Linked DNA regions of Homo sapiens: region 2 is linked to region 1. A link is a loop called in an ENCODE intact Hi-C map of the cell type or tissue named here. Cell type or tissue: heart right ventricle. All regions are shown on one strand. Region 1 overlaps IKZF2 (IKAROS family zinc finger 2). Region 2 overlaps LOC102725082 (a long non-coding RNA gene).

Region 1 (2,500 bases):
ACAGTGCATAGTTGCTTATATATATAAAAAGACAGACACATATATCTATATGCATACCTTTCACTAGTGCCATAAAAGCAGGGAATGTATCTGTCTTGTTCACTACTGCTTCGTGGTGCCTGGTACAGAGCAGGTGCTCAGTGAGTAATTTTGAATGATTTCTTAAGAGTTCTTCATACTTGGTTGTCCTATTAATAAGTTAACAGCATTTGTCTTTTGAAATTACTGCCATTCAAGCATTAATTCTCTTGTACTTTGCTCAATTTTAAATGCTCTGTGGTTTTAGGATATGTTCTATTGTATATTATCCATTGAGTGTATCCATTCTGGAAAAAATGGTGTCATTCACAACCAACATGTACTCATGCCTTTTTCCTCTCTTCATGCTTGCCCCTATCTTGAGTGCCATCTAGTTCTTCTTTTATATAAGTCATATCCAACTTTTAGTACTATTTTACATGCCATTTCCTTCATAAAGCCTTCTGCATCTTCCCTGTACTTCCATGTAGTAAACATAACCCCAGATTTATGTTTGTTTGATGTTGATACTTATGAAATGCTTTCACATAGATATATTAATAAGAAGCAAGTAGTTCCAAGTGTATTGTTTATACAATTTTATTTAATACTCAGGACAACCCTAGGAGGCAGCTGTTGTCATTATTTTGATTTTATAGATGAGAAAATTGAAACTTAGGTTTCCTAAGGTCATGTGACTTATAAATGAACGAACCTGGCCTTAAACTCCAGGGTGCTGGACCTAGAGCCCTTGCTCTTTAACCACAGGGCTATGTTGCTTGCTTTAAGTGATTGCATGCTTTTCCAGTCTTCACAGTTTTAATGTAGAGGATATTATCTTCACTTCATACAGTAGGAAGCAGGGAGCTAGCAAGTGGCTTCCAACATTTATATAAGTAAGCATTTAAACATAGATGTTATAATCTGGTATTTCCATGATTTAAATACTTCATAGGATGCTTTGTAAATGTTTTTGCCTTTAATTATATGCATTCTGTAATCCTACTTAAAATGCTCATTCATTCATTAGGAGTAGAAAACTAGGTATGAGCATTGTAAAGAAGAAGAACAACAACAACAACAACAAACTGCTGCTGCTACATTGTGGAAAATAAGTATCTGGCACTGATCTGTCAAAAATTGCTTTAATTCCCCTTAATCACCACAAGTTTTCTCTTTCTCACTACTTGATAGATCTTACTGGTTATTAATTTCTAACTGACCAATCCTGCATCTGAGGGCCAAATGCAGACTCTGTTTATTTGACTCAGACCAGTAGTACAGTGTTTATGGAAGAACAGCAGGGAAAGAACTTTTGTAGCCTCGATGTCAATGTGTATGACCCAGGGATGTTTGAACCTGGGGTATGGAAACCTGTTGGGTTCCCCTGTTGCTTCACTTCAGAGACCCGGTAAAGCTGCTGAAGTGTGTTGCACTGCTTTGGCTCCTCCCTCCCTCTGTTGCCGTTGCCCAGTGATAGAAATCCTGCTCTCTTCCTTATCTCTTTCTGTTGAGCCGCCAGCAGCCTTGCCTTCTGACCTTGTTTAAGCGTCCTTAGTGACCTCTGGGAATCCTTGTGGGTCCCTTTGGGAACATACCCACTCAGCTGGATTTTACTTCTTACAGAAGTTAGGTTAAGAATTTTGTACTGCTCTTATTAAAAAGATAATTTCACAATGTAATTTGCTTCACAAGCCTCTTACAGTTACGTTAAGCAGATGGTTGCCAAACACCAGTTCAAAGTAGATTGCTCTTATATGAAATAAAATCCACGCTCAGGAAATTTGGCAGTGTAAGCTGGTCTTCTTCCAAAACAGGCTTACTCAGACAACTTTCTCTTTACCTCAGACTGGCAATCTGCTACACCTGTATTCCACTGTGGAGTAAAAAACATATCAGATTGTATACACTGATTCAAAGGTATCATTCTTTAACATATTGACATCTGTTTTTTTTCTTTACTATTACTAGCTACTTTGCTTTTGGCATCATAGGGAAATAGCAAGAATTTGGTCATCAGTTCTGAGTTCCAGTCACAGCTCTGACTCTCAATATTTGTATGAATTGAATGTGTTACTTCACTGATTTTAAGCTTCAGTTTCCTCATTTGTAAAATGAGGATAAAATTACGTACTTCATGGAGTGGCTATTTTGATTAATTCAGTTGATATATATAACGCACCTAAATTCTTTCCTGTCATTAATGGTTCTTTAATTAATGTTATTTTGATATTGATGATTTGTGTTTAAAACCTAAATCTGTATTGTTATATTTATTCATCATGTGTATTTGATTTATGTGAGGTCTTCGTAATTTAAAAACAGAAATATCATACGTAAATCAGCAGCACTGGTTCAACAAATACATATTGGGTGCTTTGTATGTGTAAGGATAGAATGATTTTACAACTATGAATAAAGGCAGTATTTCCTCTCAAGGACCTTACACTATAGGCAGTGTAGAGGTAAGGCAAATGTTCTG
Region 2 (2,500 bases), 120 kb after region 1:
GGCAGGCAAAACAAAATCTGTAATACTGAAGGCCATTTAGTATAATGGAAATAAATCAAATGGTTATTTTAAACCCAAAGGAACTATAGCTACTTTGCTTTATATGGGGAGTGACAAACTCATATCAAGAGAAGTCAATCAATACCATTCCCTTCTCTGGAGAGTCTAATTGGGGCTGACTAAAGCAAAGACCTGGATTTCAGTGGCTCTCTCTAGTACCACTACAGGGAAAGAGCAATACTAGATAGCCCCTTGTTTACACCAGCCTGTTGATGTGTCTGTGGTTATGCAAGGGTGGAGAGCATAACTCTTCTGTCTAATAAAGTGAAAGGAATAGAAATTTGAGGAAAGCTCTGAAGCAGCAGCACCAGTGGGATAACTGTATAAATTACCTTGTTATCCCCAGACCTTTAATAGAAAGTGCTACACACTCACCTGATGTTTTTGGAGGGCTGGGGGAATCAAGGAGAAAGTTCTTTATTCAGCTTCAGGGGTTATGTGGCACAGTACAGACACAGCTCTTGTGGGAAGGCATCACAATTAATAACGTAACCTTAGAAGAAGCAATTCAGAGTCAGAATTGGCCAGGAAAAGCACATACCATCCTCACCTTCCCCTTCCCTGTTAGAATTTATGGTAAGAATGAGGAATATGGGGTTACCACCACGTGTGGGATAAGGCTCAAGTCCATTCCACTGAGTTGAAAAAGACAAGGCACCTCAGCTGATGCCTAAGGTACTCTAGTAATGGGCTGAGAAATTGGTAGGAAGACGGGTGCCCTTGCAGGCTCAGATACTGTTACATGCCCCTGAGCAAAATTCAGGATTGCAGAGCAGGAATGCACTCTACTCTCTACTTCTTGCAAAGAAAGGATCTCGTTAACTCTGGAGAAGAGATTTATTTTTTTCTATAGAATTGTTGTTATGTAATTACACATAAAACATATGTCTAGCTTCTTAAAGGGAACTGGCTTCAAATGAGAAAATTTATCAAAATTTCCTTTCAAAGTGTTTATCACTTGCTAACATGCATATTTCATACTCGAGCTCGCTGTTTGGATAAGAGATTCATAACTTCATTGAAAACACTGTCTTATTTCTTGAAAGCAGAGAAAAGGTGTGCAAGGAGACAGGCTCGCTCTTAGATATAGCTTAAATGTAGAGATAGATAAATTACCCGTATTCATTGTACTCTGTTTCACTGTTTGGTTTTGTTGTTTTTCTTTTTAACTGCCTAGAAGCTTGTTTCTCTGCTACAATTAGAATTTAATCACTGGTAATTTAAGACTAATAGACCCACAGATGGACATCTGTAATTAGGAAAGTATTTTTGCTTTTCGTTGCACCACTCAGTTTTTTTCCCTTTTTTAAAAAATACATTTTTGTGTTAGTGAAGCAAACTACTAAAAGTACTGAAAATACTACAAGTTGTTATTTGAGTTATTTCCTCTGTAAAATTACAGCAACTCATTTTCAGCTGGCTAGTTAGCTATCTGAAAGGAGGATAGCTGTGCTAGCTCAATGCTTGCAACACAGTAGGTTCTCAGGAAATATGTTACATGAAATAAATTAAAGATGGAATGAATCAATGAGTGAACCCATGAATGAATAAACTAATGAGAGTTGCCCCAATTTCTCTCCATCTCTAGGTAACAGTTCTGCTCTCTGCCCACCTTTTGTACCATTTCCCCATCAACAACATCCCCAACAACAGCACACGCACACTGGCACCAACCAGTGTGATTATATGAATGTTTGTCTAGGCAAGTGGGTACATAAACATTTTAGAGGTCTAGTCTTATGAAGTAGAAAGGTTGAAGTCTAGGGAAAGGAAAGGAATCTCTCTTCTCCTTCAAGTGCTTTCCATTTGTTCAGTGAGTACCGGTTAAATGAATGACAAGCAAATGCTCGATTCTGGCTATTACTCTTTCATCTGAGCTCTCTTGATTATCCCAAATAATTTTTACAAATGGCATAAAATAGAGATTTTGGTGTTTATTAAGACTGTATATTTAATTATGCTATTGTTTTCTCACAGAAGTGATACGAAATATATTTTTATTACATTATTCAAGATCAAATGGAAGTGCTCTCTTCCTCTCTCCCTCTCTCTCTTAACAAACTGTTTCTTCATGGGTCTGTGTGTTTGTGATTAAACAATTACAGAACTCCATCCAAAACTGGAATTTACATGGTGCTGTGAATTCATAATATTTCATCTTGCAGTGATTAAAAGAAGATGCTATACATAGTATTATTGGAATTATAACAGGTAATATTATGTTGCCTGAATAAAAGATTATTAAGGTTATTAATACCCAGAGATTACCAAGGTTTCTGTTCAGGTTTATAACTCTCAGACCTGAGTGACTTTGCCTTTTTCTTTCACTATTGGTACAATGAGAATATCTGCAATTAGATAATTTGCAATTATGTAGGACAGGTATGTAACACCACAGGAGAGCAGAAGCTGCAGCCGGCATGGCACATGAGGAGGAAGA

What was found. A loop is a pair of places that touch in the nucleus more often than their neighbours do. Peaks named below come from ENCODE experiments on the same cell type or tissue, not always from the same donor. Only the 100,000 strongest peaks of a DNase experiment are listed, where the experiment ranks them.
Region 2: a loop joins it to region 1, with 2.2 times the contacts of the local background. A loop is called at or near these places in 1 of 110 quality-filtered maps.

The regions. Positions count from the first base shown.
Region 1 is chr2:213,065,303-213,067,802 of GRCh38, reverse strand. All of the region lies in intron 4 of IKZF2 (IKAROS family zinc finger 2), which reads left to right. Among named protein-coding and RNA genes, the nearest start is that of IKZF2, 85 kb to the left of the region's middle. In heart right ventricle, no CTCF peak of the experiment used is centred here; a DNase peak (open chromatin) is centred at 1,507; H3K4me3 peaks cover 725 bases; H3K27ac peaks cover 655 bases.
Region 2 is chr2:212,944,012-212,946,511 of GRCh38, reverse strand. The region is part of intron 2 of LOC102725082 (a long non-coding RNA gene); the gene reads left to right. LOC107985980 (a long non-coding RNA gene) reads right to left here. Exons shown (of 5, transcript XR_007088067.1): 3 at 436-553. Among named protein-coding and RNA genes, the nearest start is that of MIR4776-2, 19 kb to the right of the region's middle. In heart right ventricle, no CTCF peak of the experiment used is centred here; no DNase peak of the experiment used is centred here.